Linked DNA regions of Homo sapiens: all the other regions are linked to region 3. Evidence: chromatin loops called from intact Hi-C (ENCODE). Cell type or tissue: endothelial cell of umbilical vein. All regions are shown on one strand.

Region 1 (8,000 bases), 72 kb after region 3:
CTCCACACACACACACACACAAATTTAAAAATTAGCCAAGTGGGCGCTGAGCACCTGTAGTCCCAGCTACTAGGGAGGCTGAGGGTGGAGAATTGCTTGAGCCCAAGAGTTCGAGGCTGCCCTGAGCTATGATGGTGCCACTGCACCCCAGCCTGGGAGTGCGGTGTGAGACCTTGTCTCCAGAAAAAAAAAAAAAAAAATCTTTGGTGAAGCTCCAGTTCAAACATTTTGCTCAGTTTTTAAAAATTGGGTTGTGTTTTTATTATTGAGTTGCAAGGAGTTATTTATATACTCTAGGTACAAATCCTTTCTGGTTATATGTCTTGCAAATATTTTCTGTGCCTCAAGGGTCATTTTGAGAGCTGAAGGAGGGGAGTGGTCCTCCCAGGCTGGTGTGTTGCCTTCTGGAGTCCCTGCTAATTTAGGAGCTGCTTCTCTAGTCCAGAACTTCCTTTGGTTCTTCTTATCACAGTGAGTTGGAAACACCAGGTCACCTTGAATTCTACCTCAAGGCTTCTAGGGCCTTTGTGAGCCACACGGTGCAGCACCAAGCATAGCCTGAACACTAGACACATTTTCTCACCCTCTGCCTGAAAGCAGGTGATTTCGTTATTTAGAACAGCTCAGGGCCTTAGCGTGAATATTTGGAGAGGGTGATAGAGAAGGCACTGCCTGGTACCTGCAGTTGGGCCTGTCCCAGTACAAGCAACAACATATTAAAAAGAAAGGAAGTATTTGGAGTCCTTTGATGCCTCTAGTTAAAAGCTGCAGGCCAATTGCAATCTCTAATCTCCACTCTCTTTCTCATTTGAGGCAATGGGGCTATCCTTCCATGATTTTCTTGCCTTGTTTATTAACAGTTCGGGGGCAGTTTTTCCCTGTTATTTAATAGAAACATGAAAAAGCAAGCATCTTGCAGCAGTTATCAATTACTGCATAACAAATGATCCCAAACCTCATGGGTCTTAACAACCACCATTTGTTATTGCTCAGGAGGCTACAGTTCTGTTGAGCTGTGTCAGGCTCAGCAGGTCTCAGCTGGGCTCACTCGTGCACCTGCAGTCAGTCACGTGAAATCTCAGTCTCTCCGTCTGCAATCGACTCAACAGAATGAAGACACCATATTGCCCATTGGCCTTGCTGTTTCTGTCTCCATGGTTCTGGCTCGATTCCTTGCAGTACTGACACTTCTTCCAGCACAACCCTCTAGTAAGACAGCCTGGATTCCCTCTCATGAGCTTCTGGGCTCAGAGAGGTTTGTAGATATCTGGGACTGTTTTAATTTGGGTTCTGAGTAGCAGAGCCTGAGAAAGTCATTTGAGTGTAAGCAGTTTATTCCAGGAAGTACCAATTAGGACACAGGGAAGTGAGATCCAGGAGGGAAGGCAGCCAATACAGGGTATATTAGAGAGGCAGCTACTATTGTTGGAAATAGGGCACAATTTCCCCCCTCCCGGGGATATGCCTCAGGGTGGTTTCATCCAGGGGCAAAGAAATGGAACCTTTGCTGGGACTAGGGAGAGGGCCATGGGAGCCACTCTGTTTTACCAAGATTTTGCCTCTGTGGCCTCTCCCTCTAGGCTTCCCTGCAAAGGAATTGCCGATCCCTGTGGCTGGGGTTGTAGAGTCAGCCAGGCTTATACTGACATATTTAAGTTCAGCACAGTTGATAATGCTTGCGATGTCTAGGGACCCAGAGGGTAATCACAGAGTACAAATGAACTTAAACAATGCCAGAAGCAAGCCTGACTTGTTTTTTTCTTGGGGTATAATCATCTAAAGCCACTTGTGAGGGACAGAGGGGGCTGGATTTTTGCATTTATGGTACATTGACTGCATCTATTATGCTTTTTTTCTTTTTTTTTTTTTTTTTGAGACAGGGCCTCACTCTGTCGCCCAGGCTGGAGTGCAGCAGTATAATCTCAGCTCACTGCAACCTCTGCCTCCTGGGCTCAAGCCATCCTCCCACCTCAGCCTCACGGGTAGCTGGGACTACAGGTGCATGCCACCATGCCTGGCTAATTTTTGTATTTTTTGTAAAGATGGGGGTCTCGCCATCTCAAACTCCTGGGCTCAAGCAATCCACCTGCCTCGGCCTCCAAAAGTGTTGGGATTACAGGCGTGAGCCACAGTGCCTGGCCCTGTTCCAGCTTTGCTGTGGATAAGCAGGATGGGATGTCCATCATAAGCTGCTTCTCTTTCATCTTGAGCACGCATCATCAAATAGAGGTCTTCTTTTAATGAAGCAGCAGATATTTTTAGTGATTTATCATGAAATATTTTGTTACATGGAGTGATGGATTACCACATAAGTTAGATTAGTCCCTTGCAGCCTCATGATTCGAAAGCCCACAATTTGAGCAGTTGGATGCAAAGTACTTTAAAATGGCCCAGTTTCTCAGATGAGATTGTGTCAGTTTCCATGATGTGAACTTCTGAGCTTGTTCTGCTCCAAAAATGAAGCATAGGTTTTGACAAGTCCTTGCTCGAATCCTTAGATTCTTTCTCAGACCTTGACTGAATGTCCCTGGATGTGCACATTTTTCTGGCTTGTAGATTTTCACCATCTCACAAGGCTGCCTGGGATTACTGTTTTTCATGCCTTGTTCCATTTCTTGCCTATAAGAGGATGCTTTCCATCTATAGTATAGTTTTATAGCAATCTGAGTAGTTTCTCATTGTTTCAGGCTGAGTAACTTTAGCAATATCAGCCTCCCTATGTAGGTTAATTGATTGACACATTTATTTAATCAGGAAGTGTTATTGAGCGCTTCAAAGGGTGCAGCAACCACAAGGCCCCACATTTGCTCACACTGTCCCAATGCCAAAAATTCTGTCCCATTGGTTCTGCACAGCTTCACGTTATCCTAGAAAATGCAAAATTTTGTCTTGCTTCAAGACGACCTCTTTCAGTTGGTGGGTGGGGGGTCCCAGACATACTTCATCAGGCCAGGTTTCCTAATTTGAATCTAGGAAAGTATAATATGAGAAATACTTCATCTGATTTTGTTTTATAATCACTTAAGAATATTTATTTAAGCCAGGCGCAGTGGCTCATGCCTTTGGGAGGCTGATGCAGGAGGATTGCTTGAGTCCAGGAGTTCAAGACCATCCTGGGCAACACAGGGAGACCCTAAATCTAAAAAAAATATTTAGCTGGGCATAGTGGTAAGCACCTGCAATGCCATCTACTCAAAAGGCTGAGGTGGGAGGATTGCTTGAGCCTGAGAGGTCAAGGCTGTAGTGAGCTGTGTTCGTGCCACTGCACTCCAGCCTGGGTGAGCAGAGTGAGATGCTGCCTAGTATGTGTGTGTGTGTGTGTGTGTGTGTGTGTGTGTGTGTGTGTGTGTGAGTTTCCAAAGCCAAATCTTTGATTTTTTCACTTTCTTCTTCCTTGTGTCCTACAGATAACCATTCAGATTTTTTCTTATTTACCTTTCCATTTTAAAAAATGTAAGCAAAATCTATATATGCTAACGAATCACATACACCTCTCTCTGTCTTGTTTGTGTCATTTAATGAAGTATACTGGAGACTACTCCATAATGGTAAATGTTGATTTTTGTTTTAGTCAGGGTTCTTTCTCCAAAGAAACAGACTCAATAGGATGTGTGTTGGGCAAGGGATATAGTTGTATATATTTGTGTCAATGTGTACGTATGTATACATAGAAAGATATTTATTACAAGGAACTGGCTCACACAGTTATGGAGGCTGACAAGTTCCAAGGTCTGCAGGGTGAGTCAGCAAGCTGGAGACCCAGGAGAGATCATGGTGTGGTTTCAGTCCAAGGCTGGCAGGCTCAAGACTCAGGAAGAGCCATTGTTTCAGTTCAAAGACAGGAAAAAGCTAACATCCCAGCTCAAAGGATGCCAGACAGAATTATCTTATGCAGGGGAGGGCCAGCCTTTTTGTTCTGTTTAGGCCTTCGACTGATTGGCTGAGGCTCACCCACTTTAGCGCTAGTAATCTGCTTTACTCTGCCTACAGAGTTACATGCTAATCTCATCCAAAACACCCAGAAAAATGACTGACCAAATATCTAGGCCCCCCCCAGGGTCCCATCAAGTTGACATATAAAGTTAACCATCACAATATTCTTCACTCCCTTTAGCAGATCCATTGTATGAATGTGCCACAGTTGATTAAACCAATCTCTTGTTGATGGACAATTGATTATTTCCAATGTTTTGTTATGATGAAGTTCTGTGATGAATCGCCTTATGCATACATATGCTGTTTGTTGCACTGTACTTGTAGGACAGACTCCTGGAGGTGGGATTGCTGGATCAGAGCATGCACATATATATAATTGCCCCTTGCTAGGGGCTGTATCATTTTGCATTCCACCAACAGCATCCGAAAGCACTGGTTGCCCACCACCCTTGGCCAAGGAGATTGCGTCAGGGCCAAGCTGGCCAATAAGAGGGCTTGGTGGGAGTTTTGTGAAAATATCAGGACACAGAAGCTGTCTCTCCCTGGGGATTGCTCAGCTAACTGCTGGAAGCTTTGTGTCTCTTGGGGCTACCACATGGAGAAAGCCAGCCAAGAATAACACCAAGAAAGAAGGAGCAAAGACAGAAAAAAGAGACACAGAAAGAACCAAAAGACAGAGCCCCAATGGATTGGTGGAGCGCCTGAGTTCATCTGGACCTGAATCAAAGGCTAATTCTGCACTTTTCAATTACAAAAGCAAAAATTCAGATTTTTTTTTTTTTTTTTTTTTGAGACAGAGTCTCGCTCTGTCGCTCAGGCTGGAGTGCAGTGGTGATCTCTGCTCACTACAACCTCCACCTCCCAGACTCAAGCAATCCTCCAGCCTCAGCCCCACCAAGTAGGTGGTACTACAGGTGCAAGCCACCACACCTGGCTAATTTTTGTATTTTTTTCTAGAGATGGGGTTTCACCATGTTGCCCAGGCTGGTCTCGAACTCCTGGACTCAAGTGACCCACCCGCCTTGGCCTCCCAAAGTGCTGGGATTACAGGCATGAATCACTGCATCCTGCCAAAAAATTTTAAAACTCTGGTTTGAATTTGTTTTTCACACAACCCCAAATCCTGTCCAATCCAACATCCTACATAAAACATGATTTCTACCTTCAAGGACTTATGCAACTGAAACAGAAGACAGAACGAATGCAGGAAAAACTACAAGAAAATAGAGAAGAGTACTGCATTGGTAGTGCTTTATTTTATGGTATAGATCATGAGCCCCGTGAGTCCTTCAGAATTCAGAGAAGAGGTCATGAAAGAGGAGGGGCATGAAGTGGGCCTTGGAGTCATACGATTTGAATGGACAGGACATTAAACAGTGCCACAATCCCTTGTCTGCCATTTGAAATCTGAGAACCAACAGTTTTTGGAGAGTCGGGGCAGACTCCTTATGTTAAACATGCAGAAGCAGAAATTGTATTTCATTTTATTTTTAAATTTTTTTAATTTTAATTTTTGTAGACTGGGTCTCGTTATGTTGCCCAGGCTGGTCTTGAACTCTTGGGCTCAAGTGATCCTCCTGCCTCGGCCTTCCAAAGTGCTGGGATCACAAGCGTGAGCCACCATGCCTGTCCTAGAAATTTTAAACTGATTGATTAAACTGGGAGTGTGGTCCCAGACTCTTCCAGGGGTGATATGTCAAATATGGGATATGAACTGTTCAATTTCTGATACTTATCTGGCCTAAGGAGTTTGTATAGGAGACCACGTATCTGTGCTTCATATCTCAGGGAAACGAGGGATGTGTTTGCTGAGGCCTGGCTGTCAGGAAGTGTCAGAGAACCCCACAGGCACTACTTGAAAGGTGCTTGTCCTACAGGTAGCTGGAGAAAGATGGTTACATCCAGGCTGGGTCACTCTCTGCTGGATATACTCTGCCCCGGGCTGCCTCCTTCAGGGGGTGGGGGGAAAGGGACTATCTTCTAATTTGCACAAAAGTGCCATGTGATGTCTCAGATTCCTCTTAGCCTGGGCTCTCCTTCAAGGCAGAGCCTGAGACAAGGGTTTGAGCCAACTGGTTTACTTGGGAGGTGACCCAGAAAGCCCTGTGAAGAGTGGGGAAGTGAGGCAGGGAAGTCAATAAAGGGTTTGCTCATGAGTGAGTTACTGCAGAGGGCCGCTGGGCTCACTGCTGCCAGGGACCTCTGGGAGACAGTGGAGCACACATCAGAATTGCCCCAGAGAGTGGGGAGGAAGCCACGGCGTGTACTCACCAACTGGTCGAATGTTGTCTTGGGGGCCTTAAGTGCTCAACACTTCCTGGCCTCCCTGCAGTCCTCCTGTAGAGAAGAAGGGAGAGGCTGGCATATTCTTGAAGTAGGAAGCTCCCAGTGTGCATAGAAATTGCCCACCAACTGGAGGTGAGCACCGGGTGGGCCAAGAGAATGTGGCCCACAGTATCTTCTTGCAGAGCCCCTGCTAAACACTCCCTCCGAGGCTTTGTCTATCTCGGTTGACCACACTGTTCAGTGCTTCCTTTCCCTTTCCACCTATGAGCTCCCTGAGCTTAGGGACTGTTCCCTTTCATAGCTGTATCCCCATGCCTGGCATGGCGGCTGGGTCAGATCGTTACCCACCACGGGTTCTTGGGCTCTCAATGCAATAGGAATTGTCATGAGGCCAAAAGAGCTTTCCCAAACAAGGCTTTATGGGGCTGTGCCCAGGCATAAGGGAGGCAGCTCAGGGAAAGGATTCCCTAGCTGGCTCCCTGGAGGGTGTTGGAAAGGCATTTTTATAGGGGCCACAGCGGGAAAGGAGTGGCGTTAGGCATGTAGAGGCGGGAATGCTTAGCACCCGTGCAGATGAAAATACACTTCTTCCTGTGTCACGTCTCATTAGGATGTTAAATCTCTACCCGGGTGTGATTTTTGGTGTTATAATGAAGCTAAGATTAAGGGTCAGTTTTTCTTCTGGCCTTGTGGGTATGCAGGCAATAGGGTTAACTCCTTTGAGTAAGATTTAAGGTGGGAGCTGCTTATTTTAGCTTCCTCCAGGTCCCTCAATCTGTAGGTATGGCGCCTTGAGCAGGATTTATGGGGCAAGGTCTGGATGGCCTCGTTGGGATTCCCTCCAGCCCTGGGGCCTCCCGGTCACCAGCTTGTAGTAGACGTCCTCAGTGAGAGACAAGTGGGTGGGGCCCAAATCATCTCCCTACCCCGTCTCAGGATCAGCGCCCAGGTAGCATGTGCCAGGTCTGGGGTTCTTCCTGCGTACTTTACTCCTATTGTTCTCCAAAGTGTGCACTGCAGGTAGGACAACCAAATCTCCCATCACCACTTAATGCGGCGAGGGTTGGCAAGGAATTCCACTGGGTACCTGTCTCTGGAGGCTGAGGCCGGAGGCTGTGTGGCTAGGCTGACTATGGCTCTGCCTGGTACCTACTCCTGGCCAGGGGCAAACCTTTCCTTTAGGTGTTTTGGCAGAGTCAGACAGGGTTGCTCCTCACATTCCACACAACAGCTCTCGCCTTCATAAAGCACTTAAAGGCTGGTTGGCTCTCTATGGGTTTCCAAAGAGGAGCAGACTTCCTGCAGTCCAGATGTCTGGCAGGGGCCTGGTCCTTGTGCTGGTTCCCTCTCCAGCTTTGTTGTGATGTAGGGAGAAGCCTCTCTGTCTGTTTGGGATAAACTTAATCCTCTAAACAGCAACTGATCCAAAATTTCCATATAGGCGGGGTCTGGGGGGCAGCCATCTGGTTGGAAGGAAGATTAGGGAACTTGTATTAGAACTACCTCTCTCTAATGTATGGTGAGCACCCTGGTTTCCCTTTGGGGTGGCTTTATAGAGGGGTCAGTTGATATTACAAGGAAGCTAAAGGATGCCGCCTGTGATACCTGAATTCCTTAAGAACAAGGCATCCTGCAGGGAGAATTTGCAGAAATGTGATGGGGGATGGGCAGAGCGAAGCCAGAGGAGACCTTGACAGTCGGCCACCAAATATTCACCCGACCTCTGCTAGATTTGTTCTTGACAATGCACTTTTTTGTAGGCAAATCAAGTTATCGCT
Region 2 (8,000 bases), 94 kb after region 3:
GACATCAGCTGTGCGAAGAATGAGAGGGGCCAAAACAAACTAAGAAAAAACAAATTCTGGAAGAAACAAAGGTAATTTAGAGAACAGAAAAGAACTCGAAAACAAACCTATTACCTCAATTCAACATGGACAGCATCTGGTGAATAAAAGGAACGCTCAAATAAGAAAGAGTTCTTAGAAATTAAAAAAAAATGATTAGAGAAATATGAAATTCAACAGAGGGACTAGAAGCTAAAGCAGAAAAAGTCTTCCAGTTCCTCAGGCAAAACCACAGAAACCGCAGACCATAAAGATGAGCCATGGAAGTTTAATTCAAGATATTAGCCCAGAACGAGAGACCAAAAAATACTGAAGGAATAATTCTGGGAAAAAAAAAAGTGTTTATAGAAGAAAATGCCCCAGGGCTGAGTATCTACATCTTGCAGAGAGCTAGACTTTGTCTCCCTTTATCGACAAGTGCTTGGACGCTGCCTTCAGGGTCTGGGTGTAACCTGGGCGAAGCAGCTCCCTCCAGCCCCGGGCAATTCCTGGAGAGGGATTAGGAGTTCACCATCAGCAACAAGTAGTTTGGGTAACAGGGAAAGAGGCTTGGGACCTGAAAGGGGTGCATCACAGCATCCACCACATCCACCCCTTGGGCACCACTAGAATCCAGCTGCTTTGAATAGACGTTTATCCTCTGTGGGAACAGCTCGTCCAGGATGGTGGCTGGGCATTTTTATTGGAGAAACATAGAACAGAAAGGATATTGACATACATTGTAATCCCCATGACTGCATTCAGCCCCGAGGCTGTAGCTGATTCTCATTATCTCCTCTTCTATTTTACTCCATCTTTATACCCTCACCTCTTGCCTCTAGTGCCTCTGCTGGCCTAGGTGGCTTATCTGGGAGAGTAACCCAGACCTTCATCCCTGAGGAGAGCAAGCCCTGGCCACAGTCTTTCACAGGCGTGGCTGCTGCATTTGTTCATTTCCATCAAAATTGGGCGGGTGTTGGGAACCAAGAGATGCTCTGGCCGATCACGTGGGGGCCTGACCTATTGTTCTGCAACAGCAGCCCTGCCTCCTCCTGAGGAATGTGGATAATTTGCCTGCCAGCAAGGTGACTCTTTTTCTTGTCTGCTGGTCGCTTGGCAAGAGGAACCCAAAGTGATAAGGCAGCAGCAATAGCTTAAATGTAGTAGGACTCACACGGTTTCTCCTGGAAGAAGTGTTACCCCTCTAGGAACTGGGATCTTATAGACTAGTGCTGTCTGATAGAACTTTCTATGATGATGGAAATGTTCTATATCTGATTTGTCCAACATGGTAGATAATAACTATGTGTGGCCACTGAGCCCTTGAAATCTGGCTAGTGTGTCACGGAGAGTGAATTTTAAGGCCAGGCGTGGTGGCTCATGCCTGTAATCTCAGCATTTTGGGAGGCCAAGGTGGGGGGATTGCTTGAGCCCAGGAGTTTGAGACCAGCCTGGGCAACATAGTGAAATTCTGTCTCTACAAAAAATAAAAAGAAAATAAGCCAGGCATGGCTGAGGTGGGAGGATTGCCTGAGCCTGGAGGTTAAGGCTGCAGTGAGCTGTGATCATACCACTGCACTACAGCCTGAGTGACAGAGTGAAAGCCTGTCTCAATAAATAAATAAATCAACAAATATGTAAAGTGAATTTTAAACTTTATTTTAATTACTTTAAATTTAAATAGCTACATTGGGATAGTGGCTACTGTGTTGGCCAGTGCAGCTCTGTATCATCAGAACCTAAAGCTGCAGAGTACAATGCCCAAACTCCCCACCTGGGTCACTGGAGGTGATGGTGAGTAGGGCCACGCCTTAATATCCATGCCTTGGCTCTATCAATAGGGGACATGGCACCATGCCATGGTCTTTGATTCAGGGCATATACTACATCCCAGAGAATGCCACCCTATACCGGAAGGGCATCATCTCCAAGCTGGAGCCCCAGCTGTGCCTTCAGAAGGCTCTGGCATCACTTTCTCAGGCATCAGCTTGTGAGTGCTGCAGAGAGGACTACTAGACCCATGACCAAGTATCCCTCCTCTGCTGTGAAGTGGGTTGCTTGATCCGAGGTGGTGGTGAGTAAGCGGAGCTCCATGTTGGTGGATCAAATATTATAAGATGGATTGTGGTGCTGGCCAACACTCTACAGGCAGGGAAGCAGAATGTGTGTTGCCTCCAAGCAAGATGAATTGCTCCCCCTTCCAGAGTGAAGGGATCCAGTGTCATCAACTCGCCACCAACTCTTTCATCGGTCACTTTGAAAGATTAGGGGTTTGACTTTGGTTTCTGTGGCTCGCAAATTGGCCCTTTGGCTGTGGCAGTGGCTCAGCCTTGGCGAGTTGGAGCTCTTCTGTCTGGCACATGCAGAGCCTCCACCCCTGCCACCATGGCCTTTCCCTTTGTGAGCCCGTTGTGCCAGCACTGGGACAACCGATGGCAGAGGCTAGAACAGACAGCAGCTGACCGAGCCGTTCTCTCTCCTTGGCTGTGTCAAGCCTTTTCTGGGTTGTTTGCTCTCTGGCGGATATTAACATCTGTGCCAGGATCTTCACTGGGTGCCAACTTCCATAGACACAGTCACATGTCTCTTCCCCTCCGTGTTCTCAACCTTCCTCCTTCCAGGCCCTGACGAGCCCATCAAATCACACAAGACTGCCCAGGAGCCAATGTGGAGTCTGATTTCAGGATACTTCTCTTTCTACACTGCCTGAAGCCCTGCCCACTGCGAGAGCTTCCCCATTACCGCCGTCTCTCATGACCACCCTGAATGAGGCGGCCAGAGTACATCTGCAGCCAGTTTTTATTTTGTGCCCACATTTCAAGCTCACTCACCCCTGCACCAAGCTTAACCTTTCCCCTCCTCTGTCAGGTGATCACAAGGGACTCTCCCATGTGCCTCTGAGTGCGATCTGAGGGAAGGGCGCTGGTGTGGGGGTGATGGCACATGGGAGCGTGGGTCACAGCTCCATCACCAAATCGTTCCTCTCCTCATGTTCCTGCCCCTCGTTTATGTTGTGACTTGACCCTGGTTCTTGCTCTGGAATCCAGGAGGGAGGTGGGGACACAGCCTAGGGCAGGGATGTGCATGTTGTCTGGCAAGATAAAGGCTCAAGTGATCCCACAGGGAGCTCTGGAGCTAGGATGTCCCTTTGGCATCATCCTGAATTGAGGTGAGAGGACTGGCCCTTTTCCCTCCATATTGTCCAGACATTGGCTGCAAGCTGCCTCCCGAGAGAGTCACCACAACCTTGGCCAGGGTAGTCAATGCCCAGAGAAGCTCTCAGCTGTGAGCTGTGAGCAATGGCTCTCCCAGCAGCTGGGGGTGTGAGTGCCTCGCTCCAGAAGGGAGATCTAACTCTAGAATTCACCCAGCGCTCTGCTCTGTTCAGCCGCCAATAATACAGAGAAGATTCTACAGGCCTCCAGAGAGAAAAAAGAGGACTTAGAAAAAAATAAAATTAGAAAACAACATTTTATTTTTAAAAAAATTCCTTCCTTTTGTAAATGTTTGCTAAAATCATCCCTTAATCAGTTAAGGGATCAATTCAAAGACTACTGGTTGAGGTAGTACTAATTCTACTGTGTCAAAAACAACTCGCTTTACTAAAGTAAGCCTTGTAGGGGTAGGATTTGGGGTTGTCCTGTACAACTAACTGCTACCTGGAGTCCTCTACTTCCCCTCAAAGGAGAAAAAATAAGAACGAGAAAAAGAGCAGAGGCGGTACAGAGGAAGGATCACTCTGAAATGAGCAGAGGAACGCGTGGACCATGCAAGACTGTGGGGCTCCCCGTGGATCGCCCCGAAGTGCTCTGAATACCAAGCAATTCTTCAAAGTCTTATCACAAGACAGTGACCATCATGTATAGACAGCTTACATTTGTTGAGTAGGAAAGTGTCCCAGGGCCTGCTCCCTGCTCTGCCACACGTGGAGGCCCAGGGCTGGGGCTGTGTTCTGTGGGAGAAATCCGCGGGGTCGAGCTGGTGGGGAGACGCCTGGTAGGGCGAGGCGTTTGGTTTACTCTTGTGACTTTGGTCAACGCTCTGCAGGTTTGGCCGGCTCTTCTCTAGCGCCCTCTGCTGGAAAACGTCAGGAACTCTGTATTGAAAATACGTAATGAATATTTTTCAGTTTTTGGGCTTTTCTAGTGGGGAATTCCAGGTGCTCTCTCCAAAGCCCAGAGCCTCCCCAAGAGGAGCAGCTTTTACGAGACATTCTAGAAGGCAGAGAGGAGAATTCTGCTTCAGTCTGGTCTGAGAGGGGCCTGGGAGCCTCTCTGGTGGGTAAGAACCCAACTCTGGCACTGTCCCCCGCTGAGACTGTGAGCTGCGAGGGAGGCCGGGGTGCAGGCCTGCCTCCAGCGTGATTAGCTGTCTCAGGGGACAAATTCATCCCCAAGTACACCGTGAGGGGTTTCTGCCTCTCTTCCCATCTTGCTTTGAGGGTGGTAACAAGATTTATTCTTGAAATTGAAGGGGCTAAGTATTTTATACCAAACCTATAATTTGTTTTATTATTTTTTGAGACAGGGTCTCACTCTGTTGCCTAGGCTGGAGTGCAGCACTCACTGCATGCTCTATCGTGGCCTCGACCTCCCAGGCTCTGGTGATTCTTCCATCTCAGACTCCCAAGTAGCTGGGACTGCAGGCGCCCACCACTATGCCCCACTAATTTTTGTATTTTTATTTTATTTTTTGAGACAGAGTCTCACTCTGTCACCCAGGCTGGAGTGCAGCGGTGCAATCTTGGCTCACTGCAACCTCCGCCTCCCGGGTTCCAGCGATTCTCCTGCCTCAGCCTCCCAAGTAGCTAGAATTACAGGCACACACCACCATAGCCAAATAATTTTTGTATTTTCAGTAGAGCTAGGGTTTCACCATGTTGGCCAGGCTGGTCTCAAACTCCTGATCTCAGGTGATCCGACCGCCTCAGCCTCCCAAAATGCTGGGATTACAGGCATGAGCCACGGCGCCTGGCCATATTTTTGTAGTTTTAGTAGAGACGAGGTTTTGCCATGTTGGCCAGGTCTTGAACTCCCGGCCTCAAGTGATCCTTCCATCTTGGCCTCCCAAAGTGCTGAGATTACAGAAATGAACCACCGCGCCCGGCCTAGAATTTATTTTTATATCGGTCTTCCCAAGTGACAAGTGCTGTTCTATAGAACGCTCACTTGAAATTATGCACAGGGAACTTTTTGCTCAAAACAAAAGATCCCCATGTTCAAATACGACTCCTATGGAATGTGCTTGCGTGCCTCCTCTGGAGACTGTAAGCTTCAGGTGGAAGCTTGGAACTTAGGATTTCATTATTCTGTGGACGCAGGGATCGGTGGATGGATAGGAGGACAAACAAATGACACATTCCTTTTTTTTCTTTTTGCTCATTGTATTTTTTTAAAAAACATTTTAAGTCTACTGTACATACAGAAATATGAACAAATAATAATTGTATAGCTTGATGACGTTTCTCAAACTCACCTCTGCACCTGGATCCAGGAAGAGAACATCCCCAGACAGTCTCTCACACCGTCCCCCATGAAGGTGGCTACTCTCCTGATTCTAACAGCAAGGATTCCTGTGACCAGCTTTTGTCCTTTGCCCAGATAGAACTACGCGGTGTGTTCTCGTCAGTGTCTGGCTTTTTCGCTCCCTATCAGGAGTGTAAGATTTACCCACATTTTTGTGTGCATGGATTATAATTATGGCAGTGCAATCTCTTATCATAACAATTAGTTTGTGTTCTCCCAGAAGAGACCCTGAGCAAGGATCCTAGTGTAAGCAGTTTATTGGGTGACGAAGAAAACCCTGGCAAATGAGGTGAATTAGGAAGAGAGACAAGGAAAGGTAGGTGGCCAATAATAGGTGTGTTATATAGCAAATTACCACTGTGGGCACCTGGAGCTCAATCCCGCCGGTACCTCTGGGAGACGGTGTGGAGATGCCTCGGAGGGATGCAGGAGCTGTGTATTCACATCCAAGCTCCATACAGTCACTGGCTGATGGGCAAAGACTGTCTGTGTTAATGCCCTGGAACTCCCAGCCAGCTGCAGGGAGAGGCACAGGGGCTCTGGTGTTCGCGAAAGCTCTTGGAGGAAGAACAGCAGTGAAGGCAGTGGGAACTCAGGGAAGAGGGAGAGGGAAAGGAATCTGGGCAGTCAGAATCTGCTACAGACTCCGTGGATCAGGGTTTTACGTGACGCTTCTGTACTCAGCAAAGAACATTCTGGACCAGGTACTTGCTTTTCCTGTGAGAACATTTGCTGTGTTCATCCATCCCACGTCCTTTCATTCTCTTCCCACTTTTCCTTTTGCAAAGCTACACTTTGCTCAGATGCAGACAGCCTTAGTGGGTCTGTCAAACGCAGCCTAGGGTGGGTCTTGACCTAAGCTAGGCCAGCCAAAACCTGTCCTTCGGGGCAGGAAAGGGCTGGGACTGCCTTCTCCTGGGGTGGTGCCTCCATCAGTTCTCGCTGTCTGGTTTCCTGGGATTGCCCAGCTTCTTCTTGTCACTTGCTAGTGAAAGTTTTCCTCAAGGTTCTGTGAACTGCCCCATATTCTAATAAATTCCTCTTTTTGACTGTCTAAGTCCAGGCCCTCCAAGCAGCAGATGCCAAGGTGGAATTAGATTTCTAAGGGATTTATTGGAGAAATTGTGGAGGGCACCAGAGGAGGCTGGCAGACCCTTCAGCCAACATGCAGGTCTGACCCTGTGGAGGAGCGAGGGAAGGAAGGAAGGAAAGAAGGAAGGGAGGGAGGGGGGGCGGGAGGAAGGAAGGAAGGGGAGGAGGGGGAAGGGAGGGAGGGAGGAAGGAGGGCACCAGATGAGGCTGGCCGACCCTTCAGCCAACATGCAGGTCTGACCCTGTGGAGGAGCGAGGGAAGGAATGGAGTGAGGAGGGAGGAAGGAGGAAGGAAGGGGAAGGAGAGGACAGGCAGGGAGGGAGGGAAGAAGCAGGGAGAGAGGGAGTGAGGGAGGAAGGAAGGCACCAGAGGAGGCTGGCAGATCCTTCAGCCAACATGCAGGTCTGACCCTTGTGGAGGAGTGAGGGAAGGAAGGAAGGGAGGGAGGGAGGGAGGGAGGAAGATTTGATAGGAAAAGTTTTTGCAATGCAATTCTCAAAGAGTTTTGGCAAGTCCGAGGGCGGTGGGGGTGGTCCTTAAGCCAAAATTAGCTGGGTCTCAAAGAATAAACCTGCCTTAATATCCCTGCTGCTTTTAGTCATTGGCTGGAAACAGTCCATGGAAGTATAGACTTTGGGCCTAAAGTCAGGGGCAGCACCTGGAGCCTTTGGTCAATTATGCTCGCTGCAGCAGGAAACCTGAGAGGCACAGCTGTCACGTTGCCTCAGTTAACAAGACAGCAGCCAAAGCTACACCAGCTGATACAGTTCCTTTACCTCTATGGCTGTTTCTTTTTAATATATATATATAAATTTAAATATAAATTGCCTTTCTCCTTGATTTATTTGGATAATTAATAGTATATGACATCTACTTATCACACTCTGCATGCCACATTGAACCAATTACACTGTTAGAGTTTCATTTTGTTATCTGAAACTCTAGCCATATGTTTTGTTTTTAAAATGCAAATGCCCCTTAGTAGTGTTAAGTCTTAGTTGTTTACCCTTTCGTAAAACCAATGTTATCCAGCTGGCTCAATCCCACTTTCCAGCTGTTGGACCTTAGGCAAGTCTGTGAACCTCTCTGAGCCTCAGTTTTCTCATCTGTAAATGAGACCCTGCTCATGGGGTGACATAGTTTTACTCTGTGTCCTCACCCCAAAATCATCTCAAATTGTAATCCCCACATGTCAGGGGAGAGACCTGGTCGGAGGTGATTGGATCATGGGGTCAGTTTCCCCCATGCTGTTCTTGTGATAGTAAGTGCATTCTCACAAGATCTGATGGTTTAAAAGTTTAAAAATGTCCCCCTTCGCATGCTCTCTCTGTCTCCTACTGCCATATAAGACGTACCTTGCTTCC
Region 3 (8,000 bases):
GCCCCATTATATGAGGTGAAATATCCCCTTCTTTCTGGACCATAAATGTGAAGAAAGCTGGCCAAGGCCGGGCCTGGTGGCTCTCACCTGTAATCCCAACACTTTGGAAGGCTGAGGCAGGAGGATCACTTGAGCCCAGGAATTGAAAGCTGCAGTGAGCTATAATCATGCCACTCTACTCCAGCCTGGACAACAAAGTGAGAACATGTCTCTTAAAAAAAGAAAAAAGGAAAGCCCCTCATTTGCTTTGCCTGTGTAATTCTACCCTACCCCATGCCAACACTGGCCATGATACAGCCTAGGTTAAATGATTTTACATAATTGTCAAGAGTATTAGCAAGAACATTCTGGAATCATAGAAGGTTTCGAGAGTGGAATGCAACTGACAGATGTAGTCCTCCATTGTAAAGAGAAAAAGTAACCAAAGCTGGTTAGTGACTGGTTGTTCCCAGAACTAGGGAGGAAACCACTTGCCTGGCTTTGCCATGATGCTTCTGGCCTCATTAGGATGGCTGGAAAATGCCATCACATCTGAATGCCGTTTTGTAAAGCAGTTCCATGCACTTATTTCACCAACACTCAGAAAAGTTGTATGGCTGGCACAAGGTCATCCAGCTCACACAAGGCAGGTAAAAAGACAAACCAGAACGGCACTTGGAAAAGCAGGAAGGAAGTAAATACATGCCTCAGTTTGTCCTCTGGAAGCTGGAAGTCAAGATAGACCAGTTCAGAGAGAGTAGGAAAGGCTCCTGAAGAAGACGACTGGATAAAGAAAATGTGATATTTATGCACAATAGAATACGATTTAGCCATAGAAAGAATGAACTCCAGGCATTCATGGCCACAGGGATGGAACTGGGGGACATGATGTGAAGTGAAATAAGTTGGGCACAGAAAGTTAAACACCGTATGTTCTCACTCATATGTGGAAGCTAAAAAAAAGATCTCATAGAAGTAAAAAGTAGAACAGAGGATATTGGAGGCTGGAAGGACAGAGGGAAGAGGGGGATAGGAAGAGATTTGCTGAAGGATACGAAATTACAGCTAGATAGCAGGGATAAATTCTCATGTTCTATGGTGCTGTACGATGACTATAGTTAACAATAATACATTAGATAGTTCCAAATAGCTAGAAGGAGGATATTGAATGTTCCCAACACAAAGAAATAATAAATGTTTAAGATGACGGATATGCTAATTACTCTGATCTGATAACTATAAATATATGTATTGAAACATCACTATGTACCCCATAAATATGCACAATTATTATGTGTCAACTAAAAAAAATTAAAAAGCCAAAGTCCTTACAATGACCAACAAGACTTGACATGATCTGATGTCCCATTACCCTTTTTTTATGCTTCAATCAGTTGAATTTCTTTTAAAAAGGGGTTTTTTGTTTGTTTTTAGAGATGGGGTCTCACTCTGTCACCCAGGATGGAGTATAGTGGTGTGATCATAGCTGACCGCAACTTCGAATTTCTGGGTTCAAGTGATCCTCCCACCTTAGCCTCCCTCCTAGCTGGGACTACAGGTGTGCCACTATACCTGGCTACTTTTTTATTTTTCTTTTTTGTAGGCATGGGGTCTCACTATGTTAACGAGTTTGGCCCAGTATATTTTTAAGTGCTTTTTGTTCGACTAGATGAATCAGAAGTCTATTTCTCAAGTCAATTTCTGACCTGCCTGTTTCAAGCATGCCTGGTGCTTTTCCTGTGGATATTCTGTTTACTACTCTATACATACCCTCACTATCCTCCATGGAGACAAACTTTGGGTTTTCTTTCCTTGCTGCCAGCACTTCAACTATTGGGGCTTCTTCTACTCTCTGCCTCTACCTCTGGAAGACCATTCTTCCTCCCCTTTGCCAGCTGCATTCCTGCTCGTTGGTGGGAAAAGCAATCCCTGTCAGGCCAGTCAGCTTCTGTAAACTAAAATCATTTGATCATGTAGACACAAGGCTAGTATGATATTAAAAGGAATGAGCCAAGGAGTCACAGGCTTAAAGAATTTTAGAATTGGAAGGATGTTAGAGATAAGTTACCGGATACAGGAGATGAGTCTAAGGAGATCAGTGTTTTGGTTTTTTGTTTTGTTTGTTTTGTTTTTTGTTTTCATTTCAGATGCCTGAGGCCACAAGCTGATACCCTCTGTGTTTCAACTACTTATTGCTATGTAACAAACTATCTCCAATCTTAGTGGCTGAAAAAAACATTTTGTTTATTTGCTCACAATCCTGCAATTTGCAAGGCTTGTCTGGGACAGTTCATCTCAGGTTTACATGGCTGATGTTTGACTGGGGCTGAAGAATGGACTTGCAAGATGGCCTCACTAACATGGCTGGCAAGCTGGTGTTGACTGTTGGCTTGAAGCTCAGCTGGGGCTGTTAACCAGTGGCCTCACTTCCTTTCTGCTTGGCCTCTCCACATGGCTAGATTGGACTTCTCACAGGGAGGCAGTCTCTGGATATTCAAACTTCTTACATGGTGGCTGGCTTCTTCTAAAATACAAAAATGAAAGCTGCCAGGCCTTTGTAAGGCTTAGAATTGAACTGGCACCCTGTCACTTCCTCCATGATCTATTGGTTAAAGAAGGTCACAGAACCAGCCCAGATTCAAGGAGCGGGGAACAATCCAAGGACATGAATATTGGTAAGTGTGATTCATTGAGAACCATCATTATAAAAAATTAGCTCACTAATTTTCCCGCTTTCACCAAATATTGAGCTTCCACTGAAATTTTCAGGCCAGCAAATAATATGGTTAGTCGAACATTGTCCTAGGAGACACCTGAGCTTTTGACCTAGCCTGGTTATTAATTAGCTTTAGAGACTTGAAGCCATCTAAACTGTAAGTTTTCTGGCCTGGATGAATTTTCATGTAGCTTCTAGCTCTAAATGCAGAGTCCTAGGTATCAGTTGGTCTTCAGTTCCTAGATGAAGCTTTAAAAAAAAGTTGGGGCATATGATTTTACTATATTGGATTAAACAAACCTCTGATTTTTCAGTGCAGTCAAGCTGTATAAAAGCTCAACTGTGTCTCTACTAAAAATACAAAAAACACTAGCCAGGTGTGGTGGCGCACACCTGTAATCCCAACTACTCAGGAGGCTGAGGCATGAGAATTGCTTGGACCTGGGGGCAGAGGCTGCAGTGAGTGGAGATCACACCACTGCACTCCAGCCTGGGCGAAAGAGTGAGACCCTGTCTTAAAAAAAAAAAAGTTCATTTGGGGCTGGACACTAGGGCTCACACCTATAATCCTAGCACTTTGGGAGTCCAAGGCAGGAAGATCGCTAGAGGCCAGGAATTTGAGAACAGCCTGGGCTGCAGAGCGAGATCCTATGAGGCATGATTGTACCACTCCATTCCAGCCTTGATGACACAGCAAGACTCTGTCTCAAAAAACTTGAGTTATTTGAGATAACTCAAGTTATTACTAATTACTTGCAGCTGGCAGGGAGGTAGGAACATGGATGGAGTCTCCAGAACAGTTGGGAAGAGGGCGTGTCCGCTCTCTGTGCCACTAAAACGCAGCCACAGAACTTCATTGGCATACACCAACACACATTTATTCAGCTCATGAGTCTATGGGGTTCATCTGATCTGGGTTGGGCTTGGCTGGTCTTGACTGAGATCACTTATCTATCTAGGAGTTCAGTAGCTATTGGCTGATCTAGGGTGGCCTTAGCTGAGTGTAGTGATGCACACCTGTGGTCTCAGCTATGAAGGAGGCTGAGGTGGGAGGATCACTTGGGCTCAGGAGTTGAGGCTGCAGTGAGCTATGATCATGCCACTGCATCATCCAGCCTGGGTGATGAAACAAGACCTTGTCTCCATAAAAAAAGAAGACCATTAATTAATCAATTAATCAATCTACCATAGAAAATATCTTGTAAAAACCAACTTTGAAAATGGACTTGTTGAGTGAGCTTTTTTTTTTTCTTTAAACAGAGTTTTGCTCTGTTGCCCAGGCTGGAGTGCAGTGGCACGATCTCGGCTCACTGCAACCTCTGCCTCCCAGGTTCAAGCAATTCTCTTGCCTCAGCCTCCCAAGTAGCTGGAATTACAGGTGTGTTCCACCATAACCGGCTAATTTTTATATTTTAGTAGAGACAGGGCTTCACCATGTTGGCCAGGCTGATCTCAAACTCCTGACCTCAAGTGATCCACCCACCTTGGCCTCCCAAAGTGCTGGGATTACAGGAGTGAATCACCGCACCCGGCCAGGCTGTTCTAATATCTCACGATTGCAGTTCATGCTGTCTGTGCCTAGCCCCAGGACACATATGCAGAGGGACGTGGGAGTGGGCTTGCTGAGTGGAAAACACCAAATCCACCATAGTGGTCACCTCCGATGGTGAGGAGGGCCATTAGTGGGTCCTTGAGAGAATGTAATTGTTTGATGGGTGTTGATTTCATCATTTCTGTCCTTCTTTGTATGTCCAAAATGCGTTGTTCATAATTTAAAAATGCCTGAATACACTCTGGCTTTGAATCGGCCCAGATACAACCCTTTTCTGGCTCTGCTTTACTGTTTTTACTTGTTAAGAGTTTTTCTCAAGCATGCTGGAGTGACTGATGCCTCCAAGAAGCACATACTAAAGAAATACCGAATTCGTTTTCTGCAAAGTTAGCAAAACCATCAATTTTTAAAAAGTGTTGTTTAATCTGTGGCCAACAGAAAGTTTTTCTCTGACTTTAGGTTTTTTTCTTTCTCCCCAGCTTTAAAAAAAATCCATTTTCAGAAAAGTGACTTATATAAACAGTCCCCACCTCGGAGAATTCCAGGATATGCTTTATCCACTGGGCACTAAAACCAAGAAAACTGATCTGGGTCATTTCAGGCTTCCATCCTTTGTTATTTCAAGTCAATAAAAATAGTTGGGAGGAAGGTGACTCAGGATCTGGCTTGCTCTGTCTTCTTGATTAAAATAATGGCAGATTAATTTGGCTTATTTGATTCCTTTTTATCTCTTTATTATTCTTGCTGGAAATTAGATAAAATGACCATTATTCCTTTCTCACCTCCAATCAGTTGACTTAGAGCAAAAAAAAATTATTTTCACCAGATTGATGTGATTGCACACAAGATTTCTGAATTAGATAGCCCTAGTTTTCCCTCACTTCCTCACCAAAAATTCCACCCATGAAGGTATATTTCAAAAATAGAAAGTGAACACAATGACCATGTGAGTTTCCATTAAGAAGAAAGAGGGCTATGATTCAGCGGTTGTGCAGGCACTGATTACCTAATCAAGGCCGTAACAACTGCTGCTATTTAGAGGTGATACCCTGAATCATAAAAAATTTTCTCTTTTGATGTTCCCTCTACTTTAGAAATCTCAGAGTGTTTTAAAATATATATGAGAACCTCAGGTACTTCTATCAATAGTAATCAACAGTCTGTCTTTACTCAGTAGAAATAATATGTAAAAAATACTAATAGCTAAAATTCATAAAGCCCATCATATGTGTGAATTACTGTTACAGTTTTCATGGATTTATATACAGAAAGGCTCTGCTCCTCATGCAGAGATAAAGGCCATCAGAAGATCAAATAAGTTAGAAGAAGGAGGCAAAATACATCCATATTCTTCCAGAAAAGAGAAAAGACAAAAATTATCAGCTGTTTTTGAGTGGCTTGGAATTAGAAACGATCCTGGTTCTTCTGCTTCAGAGCAAAACAATAAGAAAAGATAGGTGAGGAGCCACCAGCGTGGATGCTTTCAGAATCTAAATTCAAATGATACTTTTTCTCTAGCAAATCACCAGGTTCTGACATGACTGACTGTGATTCTTGGCAGAGGATCAAACCTTCTGCTATGAAACCCCAGTGAGAGGTGAAATCCCAGGGCAAAACCCCAGTGTGGGGCTACAAAAAGAAAATTGGTTCCCCTCCGGGAGGGCCAGGGTCTGGCTTTGAGCAAGGCAAGCCAGGCACCTAGGGCGCCAGATTTGAAGAGAAGTAGGTAACTCACTCTCATGGCTGTGCAAGGGCTGACCTGCAGAATTGTTCCAAGTCCGACTCTGAGTGCCAGCAAAGTGAAGTTTCCCTAAAGTATTAAACCTGGAGATCCCAGGGGTGGAGATGAAGCTGAGCCTGGGTCTGGAAAGTGCTTGGTGGTGGGGGCATCAGTACAAGGGCACTTCTGGCATCTCCCGTTCATCTCAAATGGGCCTGCATAGGGAAAGTTATTACAAAGTCCATTCTCAGCCAGGTGCGGCGGCTGATACCTGTAATTCTAGCACTTTGGGAGGCCAAGGCAGGAGGATTGCTCAAGCCCAGGAGTTTGAGACTAGCCTAGGGAACATAGCGAGACCTCATCTCTACAAAAAGTAAAAAAAGTAGCCAGACATGGTGATGCATGCCTGTAGTCCCAGCTCCTCAGGAGGCTGAGGTCATAGGATTGCTTGAACCTGGGAGGTCAAGGCTGCAGTGAGCTGTGTTGCACCACTGCACTCCAGCCTGGGCAACAGAGCAAGACCCTGTCTCAAAACAAAAAAAAAGCCTATTCTCAATAATCCAAGGGTAAAACAATGAGATAAAGCAATACCTTTATAAAGCAATACCTTTCATTGCAAGGAGGGAGTAAAATTGCTAGTGTGTATGTGGAGTAAAACAGAGTAACTCTATCAGTTAAGACTTTTATAGGATTACAGTGGCTCATGCCTGTAATCCCAGTGCTTTGGGAGGCCAAGGCAGGCGGATCACCTGTGGTCAGGAGTTCAAGACCAGTCTGGCCAGCATGGCAAAACCCCGTCTCTACTAAAAAAATACAAAAAAATTATCTGGGCATGGTGGCGTGCACTTGCAATCCCAGCTACTCAGGAGGCCGAGGCAGAATATCACTTGAACCCAAGAGAAAGAGGTTTCAGTGAGCCGAGATCATGCCACTGTACTCCAGCCTGGGTGACAGAGTGAGACTACATATCAGAAAAGAAAAAAAAGACTTAAAAAAAAATGTAACCCTGAAGAAGGCCAACTTAAGCTGCTGTAAGAGAGAAAAGGGAATGTATTAATTCATGCAACTGAGATGTCCAGGAAGGGAGTTGACTTTAGGGTGCAAGGCTGAGCTCCTACTGGGCCTTTCTGTAGCTGACTCACCCCTGGGCTCTTCCTATGGCAGGATGGCCAGGCAGTTCAGGGGCTCAAACAAGAAAACTGGGTTGACCTTCACTGGGCCCCTGCCAATCACTGTGGCAGGTGATGGAGAAAGACCAAGACACTTGTGAGTGGGTAGGGGACAAGATGTCCCTAAAGGAGAATTGGGGACTGTCACAAAATACAGTGAATGACTGGTGGGGAGCAAAAAGCCGCAAAAGGCCTCTGCAATAGGAGAACAAATGACAGGTCAAATCTGGCTCTTCACAAACTACTTAAATGCCGCCATTGGCTGTACTGAATGCCAAGAAAACACATTTTCTGATACCGGCTACCTCCAAGTTGGTGGGCTGGGGAGATTTTTGTGTGAGAAATGTTTTTAATTGTATCTTCTTGCTGAAGCATCTAAAACCTGCCAGAGAGGAGTGACAAACATTCAGTTACCCTGCCTGCTGCTTCCTCTTTTACACAAGTATATCATCACTTCATTTCAGGAAGGGCAAACACTTTTGTGTTAGAAAATTGCCTGATAAAAGGGCTTCCTCCATTCACTAACCTCTTGGCAGAATTGTGACCGCAGACCTATGGAAAGCATGCAGAGGAAGTGGCGTTTGAATGCCACCCTGCTTAAGGGTTTTCATGCACTCACAGAAAATCCCCAGACCAAAGCCCTAAGTCATCTCTACTTACCCAGAGACACAAACAGGCCTTTCCACTCTCCTTAATGCTAATGCTTTGGAAACACTGAAGCTTCCTGCAACACTTTTTGATCATTCACTTTCCAAAATCTGAATCAACACTTCTAAGGTAACAAAGGGCATCTGCGGGTTCTTTTTGGCTTTGGACAAAGTGCAACTTCAGCTACTAGTTTCAAAAAGAAAAGTTCTAGTGCTT
Region 4 (8,000 bases), 66 kb before region 3:
GATTCTTGTGCCTCAGCCTCCTGAGTAGCTGGGATTACAGGCGTGTGCCACCACATCCAGCTAATTTTTGTATCTTTTAGTAGAGACAGGGTTTCTCCATGTTGGTCAGGCTGGTCTTGAACTCTTGGCCTCAAGTAATCTGCCCACCTCGGCCTCCCAAAGTGCTGGGATTATAGGTGTGAGTCACTGTGCCTGGCTGAAATACTGCTTTGTTCTTGATATTAGAAGAAAAACAATGCAAATGATATTGTTAATTGAAAGATAGTTATTGGAATGAAAATAGAAAGTGCACCTTCCAAATTACAAAGCATATTCCATAAAGCCAAAATCAGTGACCTCTCCCCCAAAAACAAAGTTAGAAGAAAAGCTAAAACCAAGTGCAATGGGCATCAGAATACACAGATGTGTACTGGTTACCACACACAAAAAGTAGTAAGTATAAGCAGGTTAAATTCCCCTACCGAAGACCAAGTCCATCAGACCCAGCTTTCAAACACAGAAAGACTGACAATAAAATACAGAAAAGGAGGCTCACATGCACACACACCCACACAAAGCAATATTAATATCAAGTAAAAAAGTATTAACAGGACAAAGGGAATTATTTCAAATAGGTTAAATATGTAATTTACGATATACCTATAATACTTATGAATCTTTATGCAACAAATAACATAGCATGAAAATAAAACAATGGAGGCATACTCCATTAAAACAACTTTCAGAAACTAAAGGGGAAAAACACTTTTTAAATGGGGGATATTAACACACACTATCTTTGAGAAATAAAATAGGCAATACAGTATAATACGGAAGACTTGAATGTAGTTATAGCAAGACTGGTTTAACAGCTATATATCAAACTTCACAGAATCCAACATCTATGAAACATTTACAAAGTTATTATTCTAAGCGATGCAAATAAATCCCTCAAAGTAAGTGTTACACAGGTCACAAGCAAACTCAATACACTGGGAGTCCACCATCAAGAGTTTAAGCTAAAAAATTCTCAATTATTTGTGGATTTTAAACACTCAAGTTAAAAAAAAAAAGTAATTCTCAATTACTTGTGGATTTTAACACTCGAGTTAAAAAAACTGATTATATAAACGAAAAATAATCAACATTGTGATTCGCATATAACAAAAACTGGCCAAAGCTGAAATAAGAGACAAATCCATAGACTTGAATTTCCTACAATGCAAGAACTAAGTTTTAAACTCAAAAAATAGAAATAAAAAAGTTTTATTAAGGAAGAAATCAATAAAAATAAAAGCAAAAATGACTTACATAATGAAATTATCACCAAGTATTGTTAATCACTAAGCTACAGACAGTTGAACTGGTAGTACTGCAGGTAATTAAATATCCTCTTAATCAAACATTTATTTAATTCATTAAAAAATAGTCTTATTAAGTGCCCATTATGTGCGAGGTACCATGTGAGGGATCAGAGATACATAAAAGACACCATTCCTGCTCTAAAAGTTAGAGCCCTAAGAGGGAAAAGGTGAGAAAATCAGGGATGTCAGTACATGCACAAGGAAATGAAGACAGACAAGGTGCACTTCCAAAGGGAGAACACCCTTGAACTGAATCTTGAAGGACAACAGGGGTGAGCCAGGCAAGGAAGAGCATTTCAGGCAGACCAAACAGCAGCAAAAAATAAAAAGCCTTGCTGCTTATTTGGGGACCTGTAAGAGGCTGCCAGTGAGGGCAGAAGACAGGTGATAAGTGATAGAGAAGGAGGCAGACTAGACGAAGAACATTCTGAAGGCTATACTGGGGAGTGTGACTTTTGTCCTGAAGGCAATGAGAATCGAAATTACATCACACAGCATCTGAGGTGAGTGAGGGAGAGAGAAGGGGTAGAAGATTACAAACCAAAAGACTGCTTAGCAGGATACTCCACTGGTGGGGAAACTGAGGCTCTGAACAAAGTCTTAGGTAGTAGGCAGAAAAGAGATAAAAGAGCACCAGCACAAAATATACAGAGCCACAGAGTGAAGAAAAATACTACCAATACTGAACAAAATAAACAGTAGTCCTCCCTTATGCTAGGGAGATATGTTTCAAGACTCCCAAGGGATGCCTGAAACCACAGATAGTACCAAACCCTATATACACTGTGCACAAATTTCTTTTTCCTTCTTCACAATTTCATAGAAGATTCATTCTTACTGTAGATCTTAGCAACCTCAGCATATAGTTTTTTTCTTTCTTATTAAGTCAAGAACGCTCACCTTTTCACTTAAAGGAAGCACTGTACAGCTTCTCTTTGGCATATCTGATTGCCAGCATCACTACTCTTGTGTTTTGGAGCCATTATTATTATTACTATTATTTTTGAGACAGAGTCTCACTCTGTCACCCAGGCTGGAGCACAGTGGCGCGATCTCAGCTCACTACAATCTCTGCCTCCTGGGTTCAAGTGATTCTCAAGCCTCAGCCTCCTGAGTAGCTGGGATTACAGGAGCACACCACAACACCTAGCTAATTATTGTATTTTTAGTACAGACGAGGTTTCACCCTGTTGGCCAGGCTGGCCTCAAACTCCTGGCCTCAAGCAATCCACCTGCCTCAGCCTCCCAAAGTGCTGGGATTACAGGCATGAACCACCACGCCTGGCCTGGAGCCATTATTGAGTAAATTAAGAGTTACCTGAACACAAGCAATGTGATACCACAACAGTTTATCTGATAACCAGGACCACTGCTAAGTGACTGACAGTTAGCTAGCATCTACAGCATGGATCCACTGGACAAAAGAATGATTCATATCCCAGGCAGAATGGAGCAGGATGGTGAGAGATTTCACCACACTACTCAGAATGGCATGCAATTTAAAACTTATGAATGGTTTATTTCTTTAATTTTCCATTTAATGTTTTTGGACCCTGGTTGACCACGAGTAACCAAAACCTCAGAAGGTGAAACTGCAGATAAGGGGGACTACCGTATTAAGTAGTAAAATGTGATATTCAAAATGTTTTTTATTAGGTACAAAAAATGCAACCTTCAAAAACTGGAAAGGCAGCACTTAATAGATTTCAAGGTTATTTTTTCTCTTTGCTTAGGATCATGCAAAGGTCTAATCTCTTTTTAAAGAAAAAAATCACACTGCACCGGACTCCTCATTTTTTTAATGACGGAACGAACATTCAGTGACCTTCACAAATCCCCAAATTAGTAGCATATAATTCTACCCATAATATGTGGGTTTTGCCCCGAATAAAGCATTCACTAAAACAGATTCAAAAGGAGTCTTCTTCTCACAAAAGTATCTTACACAGGAGATCTCAGTCACAACCAAATCTGCCATGCTATTCTTCATTTCATGCAAGTTTCTATTTTCTGCCTGAAAACTACTGCATTTTTCCGATCTCTTCAGTTTTGGTACTAGCACTAGTTGGCCATCCGTTTTATGCCATGTTTTAGGGGAAAAAATCACTCCAAGACAGTTTCTATAGGAGTGATGAGTAGAGAATAACAAAACCCCAGTGAGATGCCACTACTTGGTTCCCACCACCCCATAAATTCAGAGGATTTAAACTCCTGCCTCAGCACAATTAGAAAGCATTGTACACCTGCAGGTTGTCTTGGGACTGGCCACCCTGTCAAATTCATTCAGCAAGTGCCCAAGGCCTGCAGGAAAAGCCAGTGCACAAAGGCTTCAAGCCAGACCCTTCCAACCTGTACAGTGTCACAAACCACATCAAACACTAGATGTCACTCTGTAACAGCCACCACACTACATATCCAAACAGAAAACAAGTAATAGACTTATAATAGCAAGTTTTTGTACAACTCTCTCCTAAAGGTATATATTAATTTAAAAAAAATCAACTTACCAAAACTGCATTAACAGATTAATTTTAATTAAAGAGAAAAAAGCTCTCTACATGTCTCCTGCTATCCTAACAATAAATAAACATGCTCAGGTTTCAGTGTGAATTTCCCATATCTTTAGCCCTAATGCAGTTTCTACCATCTGCCCTTAAAAGATTCTTGGAAGCATTTTTGCTAGTATTGCCTTCCACAGGATCTCCTCTTAAGAGTGTCAGTTACCAACACATCAAGTGGCACACTATGTGAAAGAGGCCAGCATGCCAGGAAGCTCAGGGCACCTGGACTGCAACAGATAACAACAAGAATGTAATTTCAGACTTCCACGAACATCTTATCTCCAGTGTCCCTTCCTCCAAGGTGAACTGAGTAATTTGGTATATCCCGTTGGGTCAATCCCAAGTTTCTCACCTATAAGTCTTGATGCAAAAGGGAGACTGCAGTCTTTAATACTAAATTTGCATATTAAACTATCCATTGAAACTGACTCCTTTCAACTCAAACATTTGTCTAATTAAAATTACTAACATTCTATAATAGGATAATCACATTTTAACCAGGAAAAGTGCATGCAAAGAATCTCCAAAATGGACCACATGTTTATATTTTGTTCCCACCTTCCGGTTTGTACAGATCATAGACATTTCACAATCAAAATCAGACACCAGAATAACCACATGCTATAGAGATAAAGGATCTCAGTCCTATGTTTTATTATTTCCCCAGTATCCAGTACAGGCGATAGCACCGAGGAGCAACTACAGAGCTAATTCACCACCACAGGCAACATATGAGACCAGTGAAAAAGGGTACCTTGGCCACCTGGCCCTCTACTGTGATCCCTGCAGAGCAGTCTCAAGGCAAGATCACACTATGCCATAACAATAATGTTATCATTTGGAGTTGTTCCCAACCAAGGGTTCAACATCAATAAAAGCCACAAGTATGGCTGGCATTACAAAGAAAGCCAGATGATTACACACCTCTATTATCATTTAAATATAGCCCCATGTCATAAATGTGACCCAAAATCTTAGTCATGCTAACTAGAGACATTCACTTTGCCAACTGGAACTCAGGGAGACTTTGGGGATGAGAGATGGGTGTCTTTGTCAGCTCAGTTCTTTTAAAAATGTTCTCCAGAAAATCTGAATTGATAGTGGCTTTTTCTCAATTGCAATCAGTCATTTAGAATTATGACAGTGACCAAAGAGCTGCATTCAAAATTGGAATCATTCTTTTAAAAGAAAACAAAATCTACTAAAGCATCTAAATATTTGAAATCCTCAATAAGAACTTAAATTCCAAGGATTTTAGAAGAATCTGCTTTTCTTGTTCATTTTAGTTGTTCTTGTCCCTCTTCCACTCAAAAACCGTGAAGTGGCCCTTACAGGAAACAAAATAAAAAGCAGTATCAGCCTGAGAGGTTTGTAGAGGAAGTCCTTCACCTCGGCATGGGAGGAGGGAGCAGCACGGAAGGATGGCTGCACACTGGACAGCCTGGAATAAGAAATAACAAAGCAGAGAAAAGCGCAGAAACTGTGGCAACTAGTTAATTGTAAAAATATGATTCTGCCACCTTGCTATGTATTATTTGCTTATAAGAAAAGCCATTAGCCATTGTATAAAGAAAGAAAAGGAATCGTTACTTAATCCTGTAGGACACCGAGCCTGAATCTGTTGACTTGCCTAGAATTCAGTTCAGGCATTTTCACTGAACCTCCACAGGAGCTTTTAATTTGTTTTCATTTTCAAAGAGTTACAAAAGATATGCAATTCTCACAAAAGAAGAGGAGGAGGCAGGGGTGGGGGGAGGAAAAGAGGAGGAGGAGAAGGAAAGGAAGAAGAAAGGAAATAAATCTCAGAATTGTTTGTAATCCTATTATATTCATAACTCTAGTTTTTCTTTAGGCAATTCACTATTAGTATCTGAAGTAAAATGGTGCTACTAAATGTGAAAAGTTATAAATGAATGCATTTGGATGGGAAATAAAATCAACATTCAAATTACTGGATTGCATATACAAAACAATGCTACAGAGAGTGAAAATCAGCCATTTGTTTCATCTTATTGGCACTGTACTGGATATAGCTATATTACTATTATCAGGAAAATCATTAAAAATTCTTTTCCCCTACTCTAAGGAAAAAAATTAGGGGCTAAATCCACTATCTATATAAGCTCACCTGGAGCAATGAAGAACAAGAGACCCAGTGCTGAATTCCATTAAAGTAAGACATAGATTCCACTACATCCCTGGATTCACCACTGGTCAAATTATGAATCCCAAACATAACTACACCCAGACTGTGCACATGCTGAGTCCAGCCATCCAATCCAGCATAACACCAAACTGCAGAGAAGGAAGGGAGTCAGTACATATAGGCGTGTAATAAATCGCAAGCAATCAAATTTCAATACCAAAGGAAAAACAAAAGCTAGCATCCACAATATTATTTTTCTTTCTCTGTATGTCCTAGAAGAAACCCACATGTCATCTGCACTTGCTGTGTGGTTCACCTGCTGCAGTTTGCCTCTTCCACCAATGCTTCTCAAATAAGAATCTCCTACCAAAGGACGGGTGAGAAAGAGACATGGTGCATCATCCTGGAGTGCACTGAAACTGTTTTCTTTATCTTGAAGGGGAAACAGATGGAGAAAGGTTGAAGGTGTGGTGGGGAGATGAAGTCCTAAGGAATTTGGCTAGCCTTTATTTAACATTATTTTCATTTTAAAAAATGCATGAAAACAGTAGAATGACATTGTGCATGGCTTTTCAATTCTGTTTGCAGAGGGTCACTTTGGAGCCATGCTTCTCCAACCTGTGGAGGTAAATGCTCATTCCCCTCAGCCAAGGGCACTCTGGTAATAAGAAGAAGCCCAGAGAAACCATTTCAGTAAAATCCTAAACCTTAAGTCAAAGTCCCCTGCATTACAAGGATACAGATGTACAAGATACTAAGGATTTAACCATGTTTAACAATGAAAAGTGGTCTTTCAAACGATGAGATACGGCTCTACTGGAGGACTCTAGAGCCTCCCTGTCCAATACAGTAGCCACTAGCCACATGGATCACCTGAGGCCAGGAGTTTGAGACCAGCCTGACCAATATGGTAAAATCTCATCTCTACTAAGAATACAAAAATTAGCCAGGCATGGTGGCAGGTGCCTGTAGTCCCAGCTACTTGGGAGGCTGAGGCAGGAGAATTGCTTGAACCCATGAGGCGGAGGTTGCAGTGAACCAAGATAGTGCCACTGCACTCCAGCCTGAGCAACAGAGCGAGACTGTGTCTCAAAAAAAGAAAAGAAAAGAAAAGAAAAAAGTAACAAAGGATTGTTAAGTCACGGTTGTTGGCTTTGGAAGAATTTGCTTTTCTTGTTCATTTTATATGTCCTTGTCCCTCTTCCACTCAAAAATATGTACAAAAATGCACATAAAAAACATGGAGTTAGAGTTTTTACACTCTCATTAGGAAACTAAGGCATAGCCACATTAAGGGATAACTATGGATATCCAGCCACAGTCAAATGATAACACAAGGCAGGGCTATTATATGAGTCCAAAGGAAAGAATGAGCACTTCCAGCAGGAGTTGCCAGGAGAAATTGGTGGGTCTAAACAGGTCCTGAGAGAATGGGCCAGATGGGGAGAAGAGCTAAGGGCAGTCCCTGAAAAGAGAACTGAATAAACTAAGAGGCAGAAGTGAAACTATGCAAAGAGAGATAAAGGGGCAGTGTTAGCCCGACAGAGCACTTCCACAGAGTAACCACAAAATATGAAGAAGAGCTACACTGAGAGCCAGGGAGAGGACTGTGAGTGTTAGACCAGCCTGGGCCACACTTTACAGACTATAAAGAACTCATTCAGGTCTCTAGGAAGGCTAATGACAAGATAGAAACAGGGTTTAATATAGTGGGGTAATTTAAATAAAATTTAGAATAAAGAATCTGTTTATCTGTGATTTCAAATCCTGTGATATTTGAAGAACATCCAAATGAGTGGCACTCCAATGCCAGAACATGTTTACGTTTTGAAATTAAGCCTCTTGTGTCGATGTATTTTAATTGGAGTGTGGGAGGGTGAGGAAATATCAAATTCTATAAACTTTCTAAAACATACATGTATAACTCCAAACTATTCTATTTCTCTAGTA

What was found. Peaks named below come from ENCODE experiments on the same cell type or tissue, not always from the same donor. Only the 100,000 strongest peaks of a DNase experiment are listed, where the experiment ranks them.
Region 1: a loop joins it to region 3, with 5 times the contacts of the local background. A loop is called at or near these places in 4 of 110 quality-filtered maps.
Region 2: it touches region 3 in a loop (6-fold over the local background); 4 of 110 quality-filtered maps call a loop at or near these places.
Region 4: it touches region 3 in a loop (7-fold over the local background); 2 of 110 quality-filtered maps call a loop at or near these places.

What each region holds. Positions count from the first base shown.
Region 1 is chr20:20,798,754-20,806,753 of GRCh38, forward strand. No RefSeq gene overlaps it. Among named protein-coding and RNA genes, the nearest start is that of RALGAPA2, 90 kb to the left of the region's middle. RefSeq lists an enhancer at 6,838-7,338. In endothelial cell of umbilical vein, no CTCF peak of the experiment used is centred here; a DNase peak (open chromatin) is centred at 3,788; H3K27ac peaks cover 828 bases.
Region 2 is chr20:20,821,073-20,829,072 of GRCh38, forward strand. No RefSeq gene overlaps it. Among named protein-coding and RNA genes, the nearest start is that of RALGAPA2, 110 kb to the left of the region's middle. RefSeq lists an enhancer at 1-648. In endothelial cell of umbilical vein, a CTCF peak has its summit at 4,097 (motif pointing left); a DNase peak (open chromatin) is centred at 4,059; H3K27me3 peaks cover 1,409 bases.
Region 3 is chr20:20,726,961-20,734,960 of GRCh38, forward strand. It overlaps LOC105372555 (a long non-coding RNA gene), which reads left to right and starts at 2,300. Exons shown (of 4, transcript XR_937312.3): 1 at 2,300-2,654. In endothelial cell of umbilical vein, no CTCF peak of the experiment used is centred here; DNase peaks (open chromatin) are centred at 4,861, 5,141, 5,791, 7,611 and 1 weaker place; H3K27ac peaks cover 4,338 bases.
Region 4 is chr20:20,661,262-20,669,261 of GRCh38, forward strand. All of the region lies in intron 3 of RALGAPA2 (Ral GTPase activating protein catalytic subunit alpha 2), which reads right to left. Among named protein-coding and RNA genes, the nearest start is that of RALGAPA2, 47 kb to the right of the region's middle. RefSeq lists a silencer at 3,742-3,801. In endothelial cell of umbilical vein, a CTCF peak has its summit at 3,708 (motif pointing right); DNase peaks (open chromatin) are centred at 3,740 and 4,100.